3 separate regions of the Homo sapiens genome follow, and regions 1 and 3 are each linked to region 2. Evidence: chromatin loops called from intact Hi-C (ENCODE). Cell type or tissue: heart right ventricle. All regions are shown on one strand.

Region 1 (8,000 bases), 96 kb after region 2:
CATGTGTTTCAAATTGCACACATTCTACATAAAGGGAGTCATGCTCTGAGGCTAGTAACGAGAGGGTGAGCCAGCAGCAAGGAAGTCGCTGTCTGCTGAGGTCTTATGTGTATAAATAAACTATTTGCTTTGCAGATTCTTGGAATGGGCTCCAAACGTCTGCTGACCCTTACCCACAGGGCCCAGGTGAAGCGCTTTACTCAGGATTTACTAAAACTTCTCAAATCCCAGGCCAGCAAACAGGTCATTGTGAGAGAATTCTCACAGGCTTATCACTGGTGAGTTGATGAAAAGAACAGAAATGAAAGTAAATATTTTAGGACATTTTATCTTCTGCCAAACTCTAAATAGTTATCTAGTATTTCTATTAAGCATTCTTTTGGAAAACTTGTAGTAGTTTTTTGTTTTTTTTTTTTTTTTTTTGAGACGGAGTCTCGCTCTGTCGCCCAGTGGCACGATCTTGGCTCACTGCAAGCTCCGCCTCCCGGGTTTATGCCGTTGTCCTGCCTCAGCCTCCAGAGTAGCTGGGACTACAGGCGCCCGCCACCACACCCGGCTTATTTTTTCTATTTTTTAGTAGAGACGGGGTTTCACCATGTTAGCCAGGATGGTCGCGATCTCTTGACCTCGTGATCCGTCCACCTCGGCCTCCCAAAGTGCTGGGATTACAGGCGTGAGCCCCAGCGCCCGGCCGGAAAACTTGTAGTTCTTCTACCGATGATACTACTCATTCCGTATCCACTTCCGTTGTTAAAACCTAGGTGTTTCTCAAAGGACTGGGATGTCACTGAATATGGTGTTTGTGAGTTGATTGACATCGTATCAGAGATTCCAGACACAACCATCTGCTTGTCCCAACAAGATAATGAAATGGTGATTTGTATCCCCAAAAGAGGTATGTGACTTAACATTTGCTGGAAGGATATTGTCTATCTCCTGTTATTTTAACATAGTGTGGCATGGAAGATGTGGTTTTCCCTCCCTGTCCGTGCTTCCTGAAGATTCCACAGAAAGCACAGTGTGAAAACTGCTGCTCTTTGGATTCTGTGTTCTTCAAAGTAGGTGAAGCTGTTCTCAAGAACAAAAGCAGGCTGGCTTTTTAGAATTGACTCTAAGGGGAAAAAGGGGCATCATCAGCACTTTGCTCAAATGCCTTCTGCAGCCTGGCTGTGGCTACATGAGCCTTAGTCATCCAGTTGAGAATCTGTCACCGTGCCTGTTGGCTTTGCTCTTCTGTTGAACTCTGAGCTACTTTATTTACTGTGCACACTTGAGAAGGGAAGACAACTCGAATGTTTTTTTTTCTTTTGCCTTTCAAATTTTAATAGTTGAAGTCAGAACTGCACAGGTCCAGTTACGGGTAGAAAGTACAGTATTTGAGGGATGCGAAACTCATGGATACTGGGGGCCAATTTTTCGTGTCTGCAGTTTCCGCGGGGCAGACCGCAAGACTTGAGTAGGTGCGGATTTTGGTATCCAGGCAGGGTCCTGGACCCGATCCCTTGAGAACACCAAGGGGTGACTGTATGGTCGTATCCTCCTTCTATTATCTGGTTCTTAAACGGTGCTCCTGCAGAACATTGATGTCCATGAAATCATAGAATTCCAGGGCCCATTCTCACTTAAAAATTAATAGAAACAATCTCAGCTTAAGCTTTCCCTCCTGTTTATTTTTGTTCAACTTTTGAAGCCTGATTCTCTCTTCTGCTAGCAAGTTTTAACTGAAGATCAGATGAATAAACAAAAAAAGTGGGGATATTCAGAAGCGTGATTTCATGGGAATAATTTCTAGAGTACTTGCTTAAGTACAGGGACCTGGGTGTGTGTCATGTTAATAGATATGGGGCAGGGGCTAGAAAATTGTTTCTAGCTTATAAGATGACATTGTTTCTAGCTTATAAGATGAATATATATGAATTTCATAATATAATAATATCATAACTTCCTGGTGTTCTGCCCTGGAACATGTTTGAGAACCACTTGCAAAGAGGGAAGAGTATATGTGTTTGTTTTAGGTTGTGTGTGTTTGGAAGGCAAGGATGATATCGTTTATAAATTCCCAAAAGGATTTACTCTAGTGTGGATGTTGAACACAAATGGGTAGAAAAAAACTGTGATTTTATGTTTTTTGGTTTTTTTAAAAGAACGCACTCAGGATGAAATAGAAAGGACAAAACAGTTCTCCAAGGATGTCGTTGATTTGCTGCGTCACCAACCCCATTTCCGGATGCCCTTTAATAAATTTATCCCTTCTTACCATCACCACTTTGGCCGGCAGTGCAAACTTGCGTACTATGGGTTTACCAAACTACTTGAACTTTTTGAAGCCATACCTGATACTTTACAAGTGAGTGAAGAAATTCTAATTTTATAAAGTATTTTTCTGAACAACGTATAGGAAATACTTTTTCACGTTCCAGACCTGTTTTTCTGGGAAGTAGGGAGTTACGAAAGAGGATGAAAATCTAAGCTATTCCAGTCAGAGAAGCCATATTCCTGACTCATTAGTATTTTTAGATAAATATGGCTTTTTCCTTCAATAAAGGATTATTCAAACTTGTTTTGGGGGTAATTATTGAAAAAAAGATTCAGTAGGTTTTCTTTTTTTTGTTTGTTTGTTTTTGTTTTTTGAGACGGAGTTTCTTTCTTGTCGCCCAGGCTGGAGTGCAATGGCGCAATCTTGGCTCACTGCAACCTCCGCCTGCGGGTTCAAGCAGTTCACTTGCCTCAACCTCCCGAGTAGCTGGGGATTACAGGTGCCCGCCACCATGCCCAGCTAATTTTTCTATTTTTAGTAGAGATGGTGTTTCACCACGTTGGCCAGGCTGGTCTTGAGCTCCTGACCTCAGTTGATCCGCCTGTCTCAGCCTCCCAGAGTGCTGGGATTACAGGCGTGAGCCACCACACCTGCTGATTTCTTACACTGAATATTTGTTCATTACTTTTATACTTTTAAAATCCTTCGTGTTGAAGGTAGGTCTGAGTACATGAGGTAACATCAGTGCTAAGCTGTTCGCTGTTGCTAAGTTAAACCAAATTTCTGTTGTTGATTTTATTTTCTTTTTTTACTACTGAAGTGCTTTTTAAAAATTGTTTTATTGTGGCACAATACACATAACATAGAACTTACCTTCGTAACTATCTTTATATCTCCTGTCCAGTAGTGGTCAGCACATTCACATTGTTATGCAACCGATCTTCTGAACTTTTTCATCTTACACAACTGAAACTTTATACCCATTCAGTAACGCTGACTTGTTTTTTCATTACTAGCTGCATACTTTTTTTGCTATTCTGTAAACACCCGTGATTTGTTTATTTTCCCTTTCCTCCCCCCGTGTGTTTTCAAAGGTATTGGAATGTGGAGAAGAAAAGATCCTTACTCTGACAGAGGTGGAGCGGTTCAAAGCTCTAGCTGCCCAGTTTGTTAAACTCCTTCGGTCCCAAAAAGATAACTGCCTTATGATGACAGATCTCCTTACAGAATATGCTAAAACTTTTGGTTATACATTTCGTCTCCAAGACTATGATGTCAGTTCCATTTCGGCTTTAACTCAGAAACTCTGCCATGTCGTGAAGGTAAATGTTTTTTTTTTTTTTTTTTTTTTTCCCTCATGGGATAAAACTCACAGTGACCTAATTCTCATTAGGACGTTTGCGTGTGCTGTAGCGTTTCTTTATTTACACCTTGAACTACTTAACTGTCACAGCATTATGACTCGTTTTGTGTCATTAGTGCTTATTAGGTAATAGAAGCCTTGGTTTGGAAGTTGAGAGTTTTGGTCTTCCTCTTGTGTGTTTCTGAATGGCCTTGCCAAAGCAATGCCTTTGTGAACTGATGAGGTCACTCTTCACCCCAGGGTTCGGTCATGAGGTGCAGCTGCCTCAGCACTGCTGGCCTGAGCTTGACTCCTTCCAGTGTGAGTTTTGCCTGTGACGTTCTTGGGAGCCCGTAATCACACAGTGTCCTCTCCCTCCACATTCTCACCCACTTAGGAGTAGGCTTAGGAGCAAGCGAGGGTGCAGAGTGGCCTTTGTCACTGGCAGAGCTGTAGTAGAGAGGGCAGCTCGTGCTGTTTGCTGTCCTGGACTGCACTTGACCCTTCCTGTCCTAGGCAGAGCAGCTGCCAGTTTTCGGCCTCCTCCCCCACAGGACCAGAAGAAGTCACTGCCAGGAGGAAGGAATGGAAAGGGAAGCATGAAGGACGGCACCCTCAGTTACAGGCCCATTACTAGCTGCACACATTTCTGTGTCATTTAATTCCGTAAACAGCCAGAACGGGTTCACTCTCCCTTTCCTTCCCACTGTGGGGTTTTTTTGGAGTTGGAGTCTTGCTCTGTGGCCCAGGCTAGAGTGCAGTGGTGCGATCTTGGCTCACTGCAACCTCCGCCTCCCAGGTTCAAGAGATTCTTCTTCCTCAGCCTCCTGGGTAGCTGGGATTACAGGCGCCCGCCACTACGCCCAGCTAGTTTTTGTATTTTTAGTAGAGACAGGGCTTCACCGTGTTGGCCAGGCTGATCTCGAACTCCTGGCCTCAGGTAATCCGCCCACCTCAGCCTCCCAGAGTGCTGGGATTACAGGCATGAGCCACTGCACCCAGCCCCCACTGTTTTTTAATGTATTGGACTGCAGCTAAGAAGACGTTCTTACCTTGGCAGAGGTAGGAACGCTCAGAGCTCTCCTTAGGTACTGATTGGTTGGAGGAGGAGGTGAGAGAGCAGGAAGCACAACCAGGAGAGCCGAACATCCCTGAGCCAAGGCAGAGGAATGGCCAGCAGCATCGCAGGAGGGCTGGTCAGAGAGGGACTGCCTGACTTCCAGGTTTAGCTCAGTGGGAAGAGTCGGTGCTGCTGGCCAGGTCAGTGGCAGTGTTGGTTGTGTAGACAGAAGCCACCTTGGAGTGTGGTGAGGAGTGAGGAGAGGTGAGAAAATGGCCCAGGTCATCTGGACAGCATCCTGGTTTGTCTGCTTGTGAAGATGGAGGGCTGTGGCAGCAGCTAGAGGCTGTGGGGCTGAGGGAGCAAGGGAGGATTTGGGCTGTTGGTTTTCCTACCTGGAAAAACTTGAGCATGTCTGAAAGCCATTGATGTGGATCTGTCTAGAGAGAGAAGATGAACATACAAGGGCGAGAAGGGGTAAGACAGGAGGGCCTTGAGGTGTGGGAGACTAGGAAACAGCACACAGAGGAAGGAGGAAGTATACAGGGCAATAGGCTGGGGGCAGGCATGGGCAGGTCTGATGTTTATCATCAGGAATAGAAGGGAGTCCTCTTCCAAGAGTGGTTTTCCACTAGAGAGAGGGACTGATCTCTGCTTAGAGAGAGAGAGGAGAGGCAGGGCTCAGGACTTAGGAGTGGGGAGAAGGTCCACAGTTGTCATGGTGAGTGGAGAGTGGCTTGATCAGGATGTCACGTGGAGTGCAGGGGTATCGAGAGCTCACTGCAAGTTGGCACCGTAGACTCTGGGAGAGCAGCAGTTGGGGTGTGGCTATGCAGGTGTCGGTTCAGGGAAAGCAGGTGGTTGGATTCAAGGTGGGAGTTTACCGATGGGCGTCAGGAAAAGGCATGGGATGAGCGAATTTAAATATTGACAAGAATGTCAGTGCCAGCATGACAAAAGAGGAGAGTGAAGCAAGGGAGTGGGCTGGCAAATTGGGAGCAGATAGGAGGCAGTGATGCTGCTGAGGTTTGAGAAGGGGCGGAGTTGAGCGGGTAGAGTCTCTTTCTGCACTCCCACCCCAACAGCAGCTCCAGACTTGCTTTTGCAAGTGGGATGCTCAGGAGGTTTGAATGATTTATGTTGGATGGGGTAATGACAGGTTTGCACTGTGACCCTGGAGATGGGTGTCTGCAGTGAAATTGAACACAGGAGGATGTCGTCGGAGATGACAGAGGCAAGGCATTGAAAGGCTATACGGCTGTGGTGTGGGACAGGTCCCTGGGTGTTCAGTTGCCCAGGATGATGAAAGGGGTGGACTCAGGTGGATAGGAAGACCCCACGCCATGACCTAGGGCTTTGCTGGGTGAGTGTGATGGGTGGGCAGCTGGGGTGTGAGCAGCAAGAATGGGGAGAGCTGAGAGAGGCTCCGTGGTGCCTCCCTGGCTGCCCACTGGGTCTCCTGGGAGCTTCTCCAACCTTACCTTTCAGATTCTTATAGAATTAGTCCCAGCACACTCTGAGCATTGGTGTTTTTAAAAGCTCCCCAGGCAATTCTAATGCATAGCCGGGATTGAGAATCAAGGGATGGATCCAAGTCGCACCAGAGGAGCAGGCTCTGGTTTGGTTTCTTTCCTAAGCAGCTGTAGTGATGGTGGGGGTCTGGGTGGCTAAGATGACTGGGATCCCCTGGACTTGTATCGGTTGGTTGATTAAACCCGCTTCTGAGGAGGAAATCTATACAGTCCCATAATCATGATAAGTAGGGTGGGACCCTGCCAGCCTCCCTCCTGCCTTGGCTCTGGGCACATGTCAGAACCAGATAAAGATGCCCTGGTCTTGGGATGGCTCCTCAAGTGCCACCCACCTCTCTCTGCCTCTCAGAATCCACGGTCCAAAGAGTGCCAACTTGTGGTGACTTAGCCCTGCCAAGACCTTTGGCCCTGGCAGGAAAACCAGATAAAGGGGGCAAACAAGCTGTCAGGATGAGCATTGGTTTGTGAGAGCAGTGCCGGAGCCGTGTGTGTGCCAAAGCTCTGCCTGTTTTTGTGCCAGGAAAGGCTCACGCCACAGCCTCACCCTCGCCACCCACAGCCTGCTGGCTCAGTCACCAGATGCGTGTTTCTTCACATGGTGTTTGGTCCCCAAGTGACAATCTCTGTCTTTTTTGTAAGGTTTCCCTCTCAGCGCATTTAACCGCTTAAACCCTTTATCTCCTTGAGAATCTGAAATAATTGAGGAGTGGACAGTTACTAGTCAGATGAAAATACCAGCTTTGTGGTGAGTAATAGCAGACTAGAAAAATGCAGCTTGCCTTGTAATCAGAGTAGGCCCTCTCTCACCTCCCCAGCCCGCCCTGGGGACGCATATGGGCAAGTCGGGTCTGCACAGAAGCCATGTGAGTGTTGCTTAGAGTCTAGCCTCCCCATCCCTACCCCCCTTCGAGCACAGCAACCCACACTTCACAAGCTTGGACCACTGGCCATCAGCTGGCCAGTCTGTGTCCTTCTTATAGTGGGGTTTGGAAAGAATGAATGAAAAATAAAGAGAATGATGCAATTTCCTCCCCCATTATTATCTTGTTGAGAGTTTTCAGTTATGGACCGGCAGGGGGAGGACAGTTTCTGCTTCCATGTTGGTCTGGTGTCCCAAAGACGCTAAAAACAAACCCACTTGCTTTATTTCAGTGTAAGAGAAAAAAATTAGAGATTTTTCATCTGTTGGTCTCATTAACCAAAATGAAGTGAGCTGAGTTGGGTATAACCTAGGGTGTCTCTCTTGAGCTCTGAAAAGTGTGAATTCTCGTTTTCCCCAGGTTGCCGATATAGAATCTGGCAGACAGATTCAGCTGATCAACCGAAAGTCTCTGCGATCTCTCACTGCCCAGTTGCTGGTATTGTTGATGTCTTGGGAAGGAACCACCCATCTTTCTGTTGAGGAGCTCAAGAGACATTACGAAAGTACCCACAACACTCCCCTTAACCCCTGTGAATATGGATTCATGACCTTGACCGAACTGCTGAAGAGCCTGCCATACTTGGTTGAGGTAGGCACGTTAATGGCTCTTTAGAACTATCATTGAAAACTATCGATTGGGCATTTCCGGATTACCTGATGGTCTAGATTAGAGTGTGTAGAGCTGGAAGGGACCCGAGAGACCATTTCATGGATGAACACGCCGAGACCTCAGGCAGTGAAGCAGCCCTGCCTAAATGGGTGGCAGAAGCCAGTGAAAGCCTGGTCTCCTCATCCTGGCACTGGGGTGTGTTTGTCCCGTTCTAGGATGAAAGCCTGGTCTCCTGATCCTGGCTCTGGGGTGTGTTTGTCCCATTCCAGGATGGATT
Region 2 (8,000 bases):
AGTGATGTCTAGCTACAAACTGCATTTTCAGCACACGGGGTGGAAGCTGACCACCGCAAAGCCAAGCACAGTCCTGGCAGAGCCTTTTCTGGAGGCTTCACGGGCATGTACATGTTCAGGGACTGGGGAGTGGATACCCAAGACTCAAGGATGCACACAGGGCCCTTCCCAAGAAAGCATGAAGAGGTCTCTGCTGCTCTGGGATTTTGCTTTTTTTTTTTTTTTTTTTTGAGACGGAGTCTCGCTCTGGAGTGCAATGGCGCAATCTTGGCTCACCGCAACCTTTGCCTCCTGGGTTCAAGCGATTCTCCTACCTCAGCCTTCTGAGTAGCTGGGATTACAGGCTCCCGCCACCTCGCCCAGCTAATTTTTGTATTTTTATTAGAGACAGGATATCACCATGTTGGCCAGGCTGGTCTCAAACTCCTGACTTCAGGTGATCCGCGCGCCTTGGCCTCCCCAAATGCTGGGATTACAAGCATGACCAACTTTTCACAGGTGAAGTTAGGCCATGTGGATCTGACTTCACCTCATGGAGAGGCCAAACCAACCCTCATTTGTGTCCATCTTCATTTTTGGAGAATCTCAGCTTTGCTGTCACTACCAAAATACTTAAAGCGCAGGGTGAGGTCTTGTTAAGAGCCAGTTTTGTGGGGGAGCAGATGAGTTTCTAGGACACTTCAAGCAGCTCTCCTACCAGCTGATTGGGATCATAGGATAAGCCAAATTCCAGGGTGGGCTGAAGTGCAGAACCCACTGGTCAGTGGGAAACTGAGTCCTTGCAAACTAGCAGGTGCTTACACTCAAGATGATTCCCGAGGCCTTGGATAAGCTGAGTCCACGAATAGAATCCAAATGCTAGGCCAGGCACAGTGGGTCATGCCTATAATCCCAGCACTTTGGGAGGCCGAGGCGGGCAGATAACTTGAGGTCAGGACCAGCCTGGCCAACATGGTAAAACCCCGTCTCTCCTAAAAATACAAAAATTAGCCAGGAGTGGTGGCATGTCTGTAGTCCCAGTTACTTGGAAGGCTGAGGCAGGAGAATCGCTTGAACCTGGGAGGCAGAGGCTGCAGTGAGCCAAGATCACGCCACTGCACTCCAGCCTGGGCAACACAGCGAGACTCTATTTCAAAAAAAAATTCCAGATTCTCCAGGATCAGACCCTTTAAGAAAACCTTTAGGGGGGTCCCTTAGTTCCTGTAACAGGTATAGTTGGTGTCAACCTTGGTCTAGGATTTGAAACCAGTTCCAAGAAAAGCACTTCAGCCAAAACAGAGTATCTTGCAGGCTGACAGCCAAGCAAGGAGCTTCAACGGCCCAGGGCACAATGTATTTCTTAGGTCAAGGGAGCAAATTTATCCATTAAGCTTTTCCAGTTAGCAAATAGACTCTTCCAAGAGCCAAAAAGAGAGTGCCTAGAGCACTGATGTGGAGGTTAGGGACTACTTCCCAGCTCATCAGATTTTTTTTTGTTTTTTTTTTTGGAGACAGTCTTGCTGTTTCCCAGGCTGGAGTGCAGTGGCACAACGTTGGCTCACTGCAGCCTTCACCTCCTGGGTTCAAGCAATTCTCCTGCCTCAGCCTCCTGAGTGACTGGGATTCCAGGCGCCTGCCACCACGCACGGCTAATTTAGTATATTTAGTAGAGACGGGGTTTCACCATATTGGCCAGGATGGCCTCGAACAACTGACCTCACGAGTGATCTGCCCACCTCGGCCTCCCCAAGTGCTGGGATTACAGGCATGAGTCGCAGCAACTGGCCAACCCATCAGGGTTTGAACCTGGAGTTAAAACTGTGACGAAGAGAGCTGTGTGGGGAGCGTACAGGGAACAGTCAAACTGCTGCTCCTCTGCGCTGAATTTGAGCATCCTTCTGAGTCAAGCGCTTGGAAAACAGTGCTAAAAAAGAAAAAGACTTAAGGGTCACATCTAGAGAGAGAAGGATGGAGAGTTCTCTAGTAGGGCTGCAAGTCCAGAAGCTTCTCTGTGAAGCTGGGCTAGGAGTGTTTACTTTGAAGTGGCTGCAGCTTTAAGTATTTATTCCTGATCGCTGCACTGCGGGAAGTCCCATCCTTTATAGCCAGGTGGGCTTTCCCAGCCGGGGTCTCTCCCATCCTCTGTCAACAAAAGGGTCATTTGCGAATTCCTCTTCTCAGTGATCATGAATCTCTGGGCCTTGATTTTTTTTTTTTTTTTTTTTTGAGACGGAGTCTCACCCTGTCGCCTAGGCTGGAGTGCAGTGGCCACATCTCGGCTCACTGCAAGCTCCGCCTCCTGGGTTCATGTCATTCTCCTGCCTCAGCCTCCCTCCCGAGTAGCTGGGACTACAGGCACCCGCCAGCACGCCCGGCTAATTTTTTGTATTTTTAGTAGAGACACGGTTTCACCATGTTAGCCAGGATGGTCTCGATCTCCTGACCTCATGATCCGCCCGCCTCAGCCTCCCAAAGTGCTGAGATTACAGGTGTGAGCCACCATGCCCAGCCGAGTTGTTCCTTTTGACTAAAGAATTGGTCACTGAGTTGTGTTCATCCTTATGGCTTCTTATCCAACCCTTGCGTGGGGAGCAAAAGTCTGCTCTCTTCTTTGATGTCCTAAAATAAGACCTGTCTTCCGATTCAGGTCAAACAGGGCCAGATGGCCAGAGCCCAACATAATTATTTGTTGCGGTTGCTGAAAAGAGTTAAGTGTTTCTTCTGAACGGTGAAGGCTGGCAGCAGGCAGATCTGATTTTTCCTTCTTCTGCCCACTCTCTTCCTCCTACCCAAAGTCTCCCCTCACGTGACCAGCCCTTCCTGTGAAGTCGAGGTGATAAACTCAAGAGAGAACCAGCGCAGAGAGGAGATGGCAGCATTAAGGAGAGACAGGGGTGTCCTACTGGCTGGAGCTAAAATCCACCTCAGAGGCCAGGTGCACTGGCACACACCTGTAATCCCAACACTTTGAGAGGCTAAGACAGGTGGATCGTTTGAGGCCAGGAGTTCAAGACCAGCCTGGGTCACATGGCAAAATCCCATCTCTGCTAAAAATACAAAAATTAGCCAGGCGTGGCAGTGTGCACGTGCATGTAGTCCCAGCTACTCAATACTGAGGCTCAAGGACTGCTGGAACTCAGGAGGCAGAGGTTGCAGTGAGCCAAGATCATGCCACTGCACTCCAGCCTGGGTGAGAGAGACTCTTAAATTTCTTTTTTAAATCCACCTTGAAGGCCAGGTGTGGTGGCCCACGCCTGTAATGCCAGCGCTTTGGGAGGCCAAGGTAGGAGAACTGCTTGAGCTCAGGAGTTCCAGACCAGCCTGGGCAACAATATCAAGACCTCATCTCAATTTAATAAAATAATCCACCTTGGATTAACACGTATAATTTCCTTTTCTAATATTCACTGGGCACCTGTTTTACGCCATGTGCGGTATGTTCCACGATCAGCAAAACAGATGCAGCAGTCCCTGCAGTGGGGAAAACTCAGTCCATGAACATTCACACCAGCAGGGGGTGCTGTCTCGCCTTTTAACCAGGGAGCCCCTCTGTGTCCTTCTCAAGGCTGCCCTTGTCCATTTCACCTTCTTCCAATTCAAATCTTGAAAACTCACCTCTAAGGCGAATGGGGGTGAGGAGATACAGAAGAAAAACAGTATGTTCTCTCTTCAACTCTGCCCCATGGGCTATGAATAAAGTCAGAAGACAAAATCCCCTGCTTGGTTTTTGGCGTTTTTTTCCTATTCTAAATCAAAGACCACAGCAGACCAGAATCCTGTGGCTTCTCAAATGACCAAGCCTGACATATTGAAAAGCAGATCGTCTTGCTTTGAAAAACCTTCTCCACCCACCCCCGCAACCAATTTCAGCTGATTAAATTCAATCACTCATGCCTTAAGACTGGCAATGATTTGTTGACTTCAACTTGAATATCTGCATCTTATTTGTGCCGTGTGTGTTTTCTGCCATAAAAAAAATTTATATTGCAATAGGACTATAGCTACAAGTTTAAAATAGATTTATAAAAAATCTATCCCAACCATGAAGATTTCTTTGCTAAATAATGTGTTTTCTTACAACCCACAGGCGAGGAAACGAGACCTCTTTCGTTCCTTCTAGAAGGTCTGGAGGACGTAGAGTTATTGAAAATGCAGATGGTTCTGAGGAGGAAACGGACACTCGAGACGCAGACTTCAATGGAACCAAGGCCAGTGAATAAGCAACTTTCTACAGTTTTGCACCACGGCAAGAAAACCAAAAACCAAAACAAACAAACAAAAAAAACCCAACAACAACCCAGAACAAAGCAAAACCCAGCAGACTGTACTTAGCATTGTCTAAATCCATTCTCAAATTCCAAATATCACAGACACCCCTCACACAAGGAATATAAAAACCACCACCCTCCAGCCTGGGCAACGTAGTAAAACCTCATCTATACAAGAATTTAAAAATAAGCTGGGCGTGGTGGTACACACCTGTGGTCCCAGCTACTAGGGAGGCTGAGCCAGGAAGAACGCTCCAGCCCAGGACTTCGAGGCTGCAATGAGCTATAATTGCATCATTGCACTCCAGCCTGGGCAACAGAGACCCTGTCTCAACCACCACCACCACCACCACCCCTACTACCCCTGTATTCAAGGTAAAAATTGAAGTTTGTATGATGTAAGAGATGAGAAAAACCCAACAGGAAACACAGACACATCCTCCAGTTCTATCAATGGATTGTGCAGACACTGAGTTTTTAGAAAAACATATCCACGGTAACCGGTCCCTGGCAATTCTGTTTACATGAAATGGGGAGAAAGTCACCGAAATGGGTGCCGCCGGCCCCCACTCCCAATTCATTCCCTAACCTGCAAACCTTTCCAACTTCTCACGTCAGGCCTTTGAGAATTCTTTCCCCCTCTCCTGGTTTCCACACCTCAGACACGCACAGTTCACCAAGTGCCTTCTGTAGTCACATGAATTGAAAAGGAGACGCTGCTCCCACGGAGGGGAGCAGGAATGCTGCACTGTTTACACCCTGACTGTGCTTAAAAACACTTTCACTAATAAATGGTTATAAATCACAATGTCGTTGGCTTTTCTGTTGAGCTGTTTTCTATAGAGGAAAAGGAGTTGGGGAAGGCTGGGTTTTGCTTCATCGTCCCAAAGATTCTCTGAAGTCAGGGTTAACGTCATGAATGCAGAAACTGAGGCCTAGAGAGGTGAAATCAATTGCCTACAACCCCACAGCCAGCCAGAGAGCAGAGCAGAGATGCAAAGTGAGACTGTCTAAGGGGGTTACTGGGCCGCTCAGCAGGGAGGGCAGGGGAGAGAAATAAGGTGATGTGTGGTCTAAGGGCCACTGCCCCCTGCCCTCGAACATGACTGGGAAGAACATCTTGACTCATCAAAACCAGTATCTTAAGAAAAATACAGGATTTCCTTGATTTTTTGAGTTAAAACACAAGGTCTTGTCCAATGAGTCAGCAAACACTTTCCACAAAACGTCAGATGGTGGCTGGGTACAGTGGCTCACACCTGGAATCCCAGCACTTTGGGAGGCTGAGATGGGAAAATCACTTGAGGCCAGGAGTTGGAGGCCAGCCTAGCCGAGAGAGACCCCCGTCTCTATAAAAAAAAGGTGTTTTTTTGTTGTTGTTGTTAGTAAGCCAGGCAGGATAGTGCACACCTGTACTCCCAACCTCTTGGAAGGCTAAGGCAGGAGGATCATGTGAGCCAGGAGTTCCAGGCTGCAGTGAGCTATGATCACGCCACTGCACTGCAGCCTAGGTAACAGTAACACCTTGTCTCTCACACCACCACCACCACCCACCCAGCCAGATAGTATTTTAGCCTTTACAGGCTACATATGGTCTTGCCGAATATTCATCTTCTTTAAAACAACCCTTAAAAACATAATAAATCATTCTTAGAGTAAGGGCCATAAAAACAAGCTGTAGGCCCTGTCCTTCTTTCAGCTTGAGTGTTTTAGACAGACATGCCTGCAAAGGCTCTGTTCAACACAAACGATGCCGTATACCACCAACTCCATGGGATCAGACAGATTTGGGAGACAGGAAACATGGAAACAAAGGACTCCATCTTGTGACCAGATGCTAATATGCCTTGAATGACGCACAAACACATCCCGGATACATTTCTAAAAACCTGGCTTGAATAGAAATTTTCAAAAAGATTTTTTCATATTTTTTAACTTGGTTAAAAAAAGTTTTTCACCACTCTGTGGGAAAACATTAAAGTATAAACATACAAAGCCTCTTTGACCAGAAGCCCAACAAGTTCAACATTCGTTTCTCTTGATTTTATTGATCTTTTAAAAAAATAAAAGGACATCTTCTGTGGATACAGGTTAGGATGTTTCTAGGGTAAGAAACCCACCATCGCAGCGTAATTCTCTGCGGAATTTCAGTAGCACTTGGAAAGTTCTGTTTTCAACCTGAAATTTTTGCTGTTCTTCCAGAAAATAACTTAGTAACAAAATGAAGGCCGTGAAGCTGCAGGCACACTCCAGAAATTAGTGTGTTCTTTTAACTCGTGTCCCAAAGAGACAGCAGTTCCTAACATGCAGTGATGAGTGGACACACCATGGTGCGTTGGAAATCCCACGTTCACGTCTTTGACAAGGAAGCCTCCTACAATGATCTTGTGCTTTAATTTTACTTGATGGTCACCCTGGTTACTTCATTATGCCTTTGAATGAAGTCCTGTTCTTAGTGGCTGCATTACCAAGGCCATCTTGCCCCAAAGACCCCTCAGGGTCCTGAGGCAGAATTCCCCCCACCCCACCAGGGGACTCAGGAAAATGAATGATCGCAGTTTGCCAAAAGAGGTCAGATTTCCCACTGACGCTGGTTGGTCTGGAAAATTACTCTGAAAACTCGAACGCACCTCTAGGAATCTCAATGAGAAGCTAAGAAGCAGGCTACAGTCTCAGAGGTTTATGACACCTTTTTTTTTTTTTTTGGAGACGGAGTCTCACTCTGTTGCCCAGGCTGGAGTACAGTAGCGCAATCTTGGCTCACTGCACCCTCCACCTCCCGGGTCCAAGCAACTCTCCTGCCTCAACATCTGGAGTAGCTGGAATTATAGGCACGCACCACTGCACCCAGCTAATTTTTTGTATTTTTAGTAGAGATGGGGTTTCACCATGTTGGCCAGGCTGGTCTTGAACTCCTGACCTCAGGTAATCCACCCGCCTCGGCCTTCCAAAGTCTTAGGATTACCGGCCTGAGCCACCGCGCCCAGCCTATTCCAGTTTTTAAAAAGGCATGTGACTGTTAAGTTCTCTGTTCTTAGACATGATTTCAGTACACCACAAAGCACTGGGAGATTTTGTTCTGGAAGACGATTCCACCTGGTTGGGAGTTGGGGGGAAGAGCCTCTGAGAGAAGCTCCATCCCACATTTACGGAGACTTGGGACATTAAAAACACCTGTCAAGACCAATCAGGGGCCAGGCACGGTGGCTCAGGCCTGTAATTCCAGCACTCTGGGAGGCTGAGGCGGGAGGATCACTTGAGGCCGGGAGTTCAAGACCAGCATGGCCAACATGGTGAAACCCCGTTTCTCACTAAAAATACAAAATTAGTGGGTGTAGTGGCACACTCCTGTAGTCCCAGCTACTTGGGAAGCTGAGATAAGAGAATCGCTTGAACCTAGGAGGCGGAGGCTGCGGTGAGCCGAAATTGCACCACTACACTCCAGCCTGGACAAGACAGGGCAAGAGCATGACTCTGTCTCAAAAAAGAAAAAAAAAAAAAAGACCAATCAGGACCTCCGCTTGGGTTAGTGCAACACAATGGGGCATGGGAACGATGGCTCATGCTTGAAATCCCAGCATTCTGGGAGGCCGAGATGGGAGGATCACTTGAGGCCAGGAGTTCAAGACCACACTGGGCAACATGGCAAAACCCCGTCTCTATTAAAAATACAAAAAATTCAGCCAGGTGTGGTGGTGGGTGCCTGTAATCCCAGCTACCTGGAAGACTCAGGAACAAGAACCGTTTGAACCC
Region 3 (8,000 bases), 180 kb after region 2:
TTTATTTTTATAGTAAAATTTATATAAAATATACTATAATAATAATAAAATATAATAAAATATGATTTATTATATTTTATTATTATTTACTATTATTTCATACTTCATAGAATTATTATTATATTATTTTTATGGAATAATAAAGCAGTTATTTTCCCAACATCCTACTTAAGTAAAAATCTGTGTGTGACTTTTAGACGGCCCCGTGTGCCCCATTCCCTCATATTTTTCTCATTCCCTCAGAGGTAGGCACTATCACAAACTTGTGGTAATGCTTTTTATTTTTATCATTTACCACCCATATATGAAGCCCGGAACAATTATATTTTTTAGTTTTTTTTTTTTTTTTTTTTTGAGATGCAGTCTCGCTCTGTTGCCCAGGCTGGAGTGCAGTGGCGGGATCTCAGCTCACTGCAACCTCCACCTCCTGGGTTCAAGCGATTCTCCTGCCTCAGCCTCCCGACTAGCTGGGACTACAGGCATACACCACCACACCCAGCTAATTTTTGTATTTTTAGTAGAAACGGGGTTTCGCCGTGTTAGCCAGGATGGTCTCAATCTCCTGAACTTGTGATCCACCCACCTCAGCCTCCCAAAGTGCTGGGATTAGAGGCGTGAGCCACCACGCCCGGCCTATATTTTTTACTTTTATACACTTTATATAAACCTGTTGCTCAACATCTTGTTTTTGAGATGCTTTCATGTTCATACCTGTTGCTCATTCATTTTTCACTGCTGTATAGTATTCTGTGGTACAGCTAGACCACAAACGAGGCAGTTATGAACATTCTGGAACATGCCTCCTGATGCTCATGTGTAGTTTCTCTAGGGCAGTGCTGGTGAATAGAATGTTCTACAACAATAGAAATGTCCTATACAAATGTATGCTTTCCAATAGGGTAGCCACTAGCCATTATTTACTAATGAGTGCTTGAAATATGGCTCAGGCTACCGAGAGACTGAATTTTACATGCTATTTAATTTTAATTAATTTAAACTGAAATAGCCACATGAAGCTACTGGCTAACCAGGGGTAGACCCAGGAGCAAAACTGCAGGTTATAATCACCTGTTCATCTTTACTAGGTAACAATGAACTGTTTTCCAAAGAGATAAGGCCAATTTCCCTATATTTTCATTTTATCCAACTTGCTAGGTCTTTGCTAACCTGATAAACTATCCAAATGAAAATTTCTGAGAATAAAAAGGGCTCTATCAGTCAGGGTTCTCCAGAGAAACAGAACCAATACTACTGAAGAGATTTATTTTATTTGTTTTTTCTTTATTCTTTTCTTTTTTCTTTTTTTTTTTTCTGAGATGGGATCTCACTCTGTTGCCCAGGCTGGAGTGCACTGGCATAATCTTGGCTCACTGCAACCTCCACCTCCCAAGTTCAAGCGATTCTCCTGCCTCGACTTTCCGAGTAGCTGGGACTGAAAGCACACGCCACCACAGCCGGCTAATTTTTGTATTTTTAGTAGAGGCAGGGATTCACCACATTGGCCAGGCTGGTCTCAAAACTCCTGACCTCAAATGATCTGCCCACCTTGGCCTCCCAAAGTGCTGGAATTACAGGCGTGAACCACTGCACCTGGCCTGGAAAAAGATTTATGATAAGGAATTGGCTCATGGGATTTTGGAGGCCAAGAAGTCCCAAGATCTATAGGTGGCAGCTGGAGACCCAGGAGAGCTGACGGTGTTAAGTTCCAGTCCAAAGGCTGGCAGGCTCAAGACCCAAGAAGAGCTGATGTTTCAGTTTGCGTTCAAAGGCCGGAAAAGACCCATGTCCCAGCCCAAGCAATCAGGCAGCAGGAGTTCCCTCCTACTCACCCTTTCTGTTGTAGTCAGGCCTTCAACTGATTGGACGGGGCCCACCCACCTCTACATTAGGGAGGGCAGTCTGCTTTACTCAGTTTACCAATTCAAATGTTAATTTCATCCACCAATGCTCTTGCAGACACATACATCGAAGAATCTTTGGCCAAACATCTGGGAACCCTGTGGCCCACTCAAGTTGATGCATAAAATTGATAATCACCAGGGTCTTACATGGTAATCTCCCTCCCAACCCAATGGAGTCTAGGTGGTTCAGAGGTGGTCCTCTGAGCAGAATGTAATACAGTTCTAGGAAGACGGAACTTCTAGAGAGTATTTTCCTTCTCGAAACTTGTTCTGACCATGAAAGGCAACTCGTAGCAGCAAGAGCTTGTCAAGTACAGAACATTTATTTGATTTATTTATTTTCTTTGACACAGAGTCTCATTCTGTCACCCAGGCTGGAATGCAGTGGCACAATCTTGGCTCATGGAAACCTCTGCCTCCCAGGTTAAAGCAACTCTTGTGCCTCAAGCCTCTCGAGTAGCTGGGATTTCAGGTGCACACCACCATGCCTAGCTAATTTTTTTGTATTTTTAGTAGAGATGGGGTTTTGCCATGTTGGCCAGGCTGGTCTGGAACTCCTGATTTCAGGTGATCCACCTGCCTCAGCCTCCCAAAGTGCTGGGATTACAGGTATGAGCCACTGCGCCCAGACTAACATGTATTTCTCCATTCAATCAACACAGATTCCCACCTTCCTCCCCACCTCCCAGTACATTTAGAAATTCAGGAGGAGGGTCCTTCCATTCAGAAGTCTAGCTTAGAAATTCTCCCTCCTCTCTCCTCCCTTTAGTCTCTCCGTTTCTTCTTCCTTCCTTTCCCTCCCCTACACCCCAACTTCTTGTATATTTTGTCCAAGACAAACTGCTTCTTAGATCTTCTGCAATTAAGGGCATCTCTTCCCATCCGATATGTACAGTGGCCCCGGCAATGGTGACCTGTTCCTGGAAGATGCTATTTAAAACCCTGTGTGCAACTAAAGTGACGCAGAGCTCCTGAATGTGGCTGAAATGTGTCAAGTTACATAAACGCACATGCTTCATTTTGCCCTTGGCTTGAAGCTCTTCCTAACAGACTTCAGAATTATCAGCTCATTAAAGGGGAAAAAATGCAGGTTTATAAAAAAATCTTAAATAATCATCATAATAAAATCAAGGCCCCAGGGTAGAGTTGCACTTAATGGTTGAGAGCCACTCTCAAGAGAGTTGGCACCTCCCAAGAGGGTCTCAAGGAAACCACAGTGAATCCCATCTTCTCTTGGGGAGAGGAATATTTTCTGGGAATTCTCTGGAGACAACCATAAGCAGCCCTGATGCCCTACTCTCCCACGAAGCACAATGTTAACAATGAAAGGAAAGAAGGGAATTTTGAATTGCTTACTACCTAGGAAGGGCCACCCAATTTCATACCTGTGTCTGTTTTCATCCCTTGCTATGATGCTGCAGGGAGATATCACTGTCCCCCTTGTACTGATGGGGAAGCCGAGGCTGAAACAGGACAAAGTATTTGCTCCAGGCCACACAGTTGGTAAGAAGTAGAATTCAAAGCTAGTTGAGAGACCCCACAGCTTGATGACTGAGACCATGGACTCTGTGATATGCAAGAGAGGTGATAGGAAGGGAAGGGCATGGTCGCTTTAAATGCTACAGAAGGAAGGAAGGGAAGTGCTGGGTAGAGGAGGGTGTGGTCCCTGGTAAGGGCTCCACCCCCACGCCTGTGCCCACAGTCCTAGGTGAGGACAGGCATTTTTGTTTTCCTGCCCAAATGTTGCATTTCCCAAGACCACCCTGGCCTGCCATGCCCCCATCCTGTATCTATAAAAACCCCAAGACCCTAGCAGGTGACACACAAGCTGCTGGACGTCAAGAGCTGCAGATCGGCAAAGAAGACACAAGCGTCTGGATGTCAAGAAGACGTCAAGAGGAACACGCTGGCAGAAGAGCACATGACAGATGCTGGCAGGCCATCTACTGGCGGAACAAAGTGGAGTTTGGCCTGGGCAGTCGGAGGAGTGCCCAGGCTGCTGGGCGGCCTGACTCCAGGGGGAAACCTTCCCACTCCATCCCCTTCTGGCTTCCCCCATCTGCTGAGAGCTACCTCCACTCAATAAAACCTTGCTCTCATTCTCCAAGTCCAGGTGTGATCCGATTCTTCTGGTGCACCAAGGCAAGAACCCAGGATACAGAAAGCCCTCTGTCCTTGGGACAACGTAGAGGGTCTAATTGAGCTAGTTAACACAAGCCGCCTATAGATAGCAAAACTAAAAGAGCACCATGTAACACACACACACTGAAGCTTCAGGAGTTGTAAACATCCACCCCTAGACACTGCCGTGGGATCAGATCCCGACAACTGGCCCATCTCTATGGTCCCCTAGAGGTTTGAGCAGCGGGGCACTGAAGAAGCGAGCCACTCCGACATCACACACCCTGCGAGGGGGACAAGGGAACTTTTCCCATTTCATCTGGACTTAGAATGCTATTTCATGGAAACTGTACAACCATGGGCAAGAGACTTGACCTCTCAGTGCCTCAGTTTCCTCATCTATAAAATAAAGGCTATGTGATATTTTCTGCCTGGATGGTGATAGTGAGGATTATATGAATCAAAACAATAAAACACTAGAAAACTAGCCAGCATAGAAAATGTTTTAAAAGAACTGCTATCTACAATGCACACACTTTCCGTGTGTGTGTGTGTGTGTGTGTGGTTTTCAACACAATGCATGCACTATTACCCCATTTTGAATCTCTGCCAGGTTCCCAGGGCCTGTCCTCTTTACCACACTTGGTACCTCTTAATAAAACGAAGTTACTGGATTTCAAGCCCAGGCTCTGGAAATATTGGAACTCAAAGGCTGTGCTCTTGAAATATGTCCTTCGCACGCCTACCTTCCCTGCCTGCTGCAGTTCTGTCTCTGGCTGATTAAAACCTGCTTTTGCCCAGAGCAAGCTGAGTGGCAGGGCATGCTATCCCTTTTTATGAAAATCCAGCAAGCGGGTGTAAAAGGAAGATAACCACACCCCTGCCCCATGTGGAGGCCAAAGATACTTAATTATCTGAAACCCAGATAAACAGCAGGAGCGGGTTGGTAGACTAGATGTGGAAAAGCTGAAGCGAGCCAGAGGGGCTGCAAGAAGAATTATTAAAAACTAATGATGTGATTCAGTGCTGGAAGGAAGGCGAGAAAATGAGTCTGAGGTTGTTGACAGCCTCTGAGAGTTCTTGCCTGCAGTAAGATGGGGGCAGGATGGGTAGGGAGATGGGGTAGCAGTGGGAGGTACTAGGAGGTGGGTGGAACATAGGGTCAAGAAGTGAGAAAACACAGGCGTTTCAAGCATTATCTGCCAGATGTTTGCTGCCTGTTTTCCGGAGGCAGTTTTGTGTTACTGCCCTGTTCCAGTAAAGTTGATAAAATTGCCAAGCCTCAAGAAAGAGATCTCTAAATGCCATTTTGCACATTGGAAACCAGGGGTCAAGCAAAGGGAAGTCAGCAAGGGAACACACACTGGAAATTCAGAGTGAGGAGCACACTCAGAGTTCACACCTGCCTGCTGGGAGCTCACTTATGGCTGGTCTGTGAACTTGACCTCCTGGGCCTGATTCAGGGCAAGTGGGTGTCCTGGGTTGGGGTGGTTCCTGATGCATCTTTCTGTTAGTAAGCATTTGATGTGGGTTATGTGAGCATGTGTGTAAAGGGCTTAGCACAAGCCTAGGTCCACAATAAGGGGTCTGTAAATGCCAACTGTTGTGGGCCTTAAGAGTTATTACGGGAACCGGGTTCTTTTTCTACAGCACATTCCCAGCAGACTGACTTCACAAACTTTGACTGTCTGCATTGGAGCTCATCATTTTGGTCTCTGAAATAAACAGTTTATGTGCAGAGAAATGGTGATACTGAAACACCAGGGGTTTGGTCTAGGTCCTGCTGCTCGCCGCATAGAAAGCCCATCACTGACAAGATGAGTATTGCCAAGGAAGATTTTAATTGCGTGCTGCAGCCAAGGAGATGGGAGCTCAGTCTCAAATCCATCTCCCTGACCAACTAAAACTAGGAGTTTACATAGCAGGGAAGAAATGTAACAATGTATAAGAAAACAGGAACTCGGGAGGAGCAAGGAAGCAATCATGAAGAAAACAGGAACTCGGGAGGAGCAAGGAAGCAATCATGATGAATGAGGGGTCTGGTATCTCATCTCTGGATGTGGTAATCTGGTGAGTTTCAGTTCTTTGATATTTTTTGAGAGGCCTGGGGGTCCCTTCCTGAGGAAATAACTCAGATAAGACAAATGAGGGCTTCAAGCTTTAAGATCAGAAAGGTCAACTTCTGTATTTATCCAAAAGAGTATCTATGGGCCGGGTGCAGTGGCTCATGCCTGTAATCCCAGCACTTTGGGAGGCCAAGGCGGGAGGATCACGAGGTCAGGAGATCGAGACCATCCTGGCTAACACGGTGAAACCCCGTCTCTACTAAAAAATACAAAAAAAAGTTAGCCAGGCGTGGTGGCGGGCGCCTGTAGTCCCAGCTACTCGGGAGGCTGAGGCAGGAGAATGGCGTGAACCCGGGAGGTGGAGCTTGTAGTGAGTCCAGATCGTGCCCCACTGCACTCCAGCCTGGGTGGCAGATCGAGACTCTTGTCTCAAAAAAAAAAAAAAAAAAAAAGAACATCTATGATGGGACTATTGGGTCAGTTTCAATGGTACAGAAAAGTCCAAAGCCTGACTTAGTAAAATCTGTCCAAGTTCCACCACACACAATTCAACATTGCAGAACAAGACAAGACCAAGTGTGGGACTGGGGGCATCTAATCGGGGGTTTGTCCTTGCGTTGTAAAAGAGTAAGGCAAAGAGAAAAGGGGTCCTGGCATTGAGAATAAAGATAACAGAACAGCTTAAGGTTAAGGGCTCTGCCCCCACGAGACAGACACCTTGGGTTCAAATCCTGGTACTACTTTATCCTAGCTGGTGACCTCGAACAAGTCACTTTGCCTCTCCGACCTCAATTTCCTCATTCATAAAATAAAAGAGATAGAACTTACTCTATTGGGGTTCTTGCGAGGACTCAAGAAGCTAAAATTAAGGGGTGAATGCATGCAGGGGACGTAGCACTCAGGGTGGCATATCAGTGCCCGCGGGAAACAGCAACTCTGTGTGCTCCCTCATGTGTCCAAGGTCACAGACCAAGGACGTCAGAGAGCCAGGATGATGACCTCTGATCCCACATCTCCCGAGTTCTCACCATTCCCTGGGAGTAGGGAAATCTCCCTCCTCTTCTTCCTCACTGTCGTGGCAGGAAAAGAGGAAGAACAGGCAGGGGCTGTGGATCTTGGGGGAAAGGACAAGTTAAATCAGCTGAGAAAAAGGAAGCCCATGAAATAATCTAAATGTGAGGGTGCCAGAGCTTTGGGGCTGGGGCAGGCAGTCCCCCCCGGACTCATGCTTAAAAGAGTCAATGCAGGCTGGGTGCAGTGGCTCACACCTGTAATCCCAAGGAGGCCAAGGAGGGCAGATCACTTGAGGCCAGGAGTTCAAGACCAGCCTGGCCAACATGGTGAAACCTTGTCTCTACTAAAAATACAAAAATTAGCTGGGCATGGTGGTGGGCACCTGTAGTCTCAGCTACTTGGAAGGCCGAGGCACAAGAATCGCTTGAACCCAGGAGACGGAGGTTGCAGTGAGCCGAGATCGCACCACTGCACTCCAGCCTGGGCGACAGAGCGAGACTCTGTCACAAGAAATAAAAATAAAAGAGTTAATGCTGCGAGAAGCATTGGAAGTGAGACACATTCTCAACCATGAAATAGGGGCTGACTCACATGGTCTCTGCAGCAGCTGATGGGCATTAAGGTGATTACTTCGCAGCAGGTGTGACAAAACAAATCTCACCGCGGCTATTACACTACGGCCACCGGGAGTCTTTCAGCCCAGGGCTGTCACATTCCTGTCACTTAAAGCTTCCTCGCCTGAGCCTGAAAATGATCAGTAGGGTCTGAAATTTTTTTCTCTCCTACTCTGTGCCAAGAGTGTCTCACGTGTGTGTGTGTGTGTGTGTGTGTGTGTGTGTGTAAGAGGATTGTTGGGGTAAGGATGGAGTGAGAAAGAATAATTTATTGCACATTTGAC

The links. Peaks named below come from ENCODE experiments on the same cell type or tissue, not always from the same donor. Only the 100,000 strongest peaks of a DNase experiment are listed, where the experiment ranks them.
Region 1: it touches region 2 in a loop (2.8-fold over the local background); 5 of 110 quality-filtered maps call a loop at or near these places.
Region 3: it touches region 2 in a loop (3-fold over the local background); 13 of 110 quality-filtered maps call a loop at or near these places.

What each region holds. Positions count from the first base shown.
Region 1 is chr16:15,603,870-15,611,869 of GRCh38, reverse strand. It overlaps MARF1 (meiosis regulator and mRNA stability factor 1), which reads left to right. Exons shown (of 27, transcript NM_014647.4): 18 at 136-278; 19 at 762-895; 20 at 2,145-2,347; 21 at 3,352-3,579; 22 at 7,472-7,702. MIR6506 (microRNA 6506) reads left to right here and starts at 775; the gene lies at 775-840. RefSeq lists an enhancer at 1,104-1,398. In heart right ventricle, no CTCF peak of the experiment used is centred here; a DNase peak (open chromatin) is centred at 3,979; H3K27ac peaks cover 1,933 bases.
Region 2 is chr16:15,700,190-15,708,189 of GRCh38, reverse strand. All of the region lies in intron 8 of NDE1 (nudE neurodevelopment protein 1), which reads right to left. MYH11 (myosin heavy chain 11) reads left to right here. Exons shown (of 41, transcript NM_002474.3): 41 at 4,067-5,055. The coding sequence ends at 4,199. Among named protein-coding and RNA genes, the nearest start is that of NDE1, 54 kb to the right of the region's middle. In heart right ventricle, a CTCF peak has its summit at 3,479 (motif pointing right); a DNase peak (open chromatin) is centred at 3,489.
Region 3 is chr16:15,519,018-15,527,017 of GRCh38, reverse strand. All of the region lies in intron 2 of MPV17L-BMERB1 (MPV17L-BMERB1 readthrough), which reads right to left. The region is part of intron 2 of BMERB1 (bMERB domain containing 1); the gene reads right to left. It overlaps LOC105371102 (a long non-coding RNA gene), which reads left to right and starts at 6,007. Exons shown (of 3, transcript XR_933129.3): 1 at 6,007-6,092. In heart right ventricle, a CTCF peak has its summit at 3,859; DNase peaks (open chromatin) are centred at 3,767, 5,135 and 5,430; H3K27ac peaks cover 1,483 bases.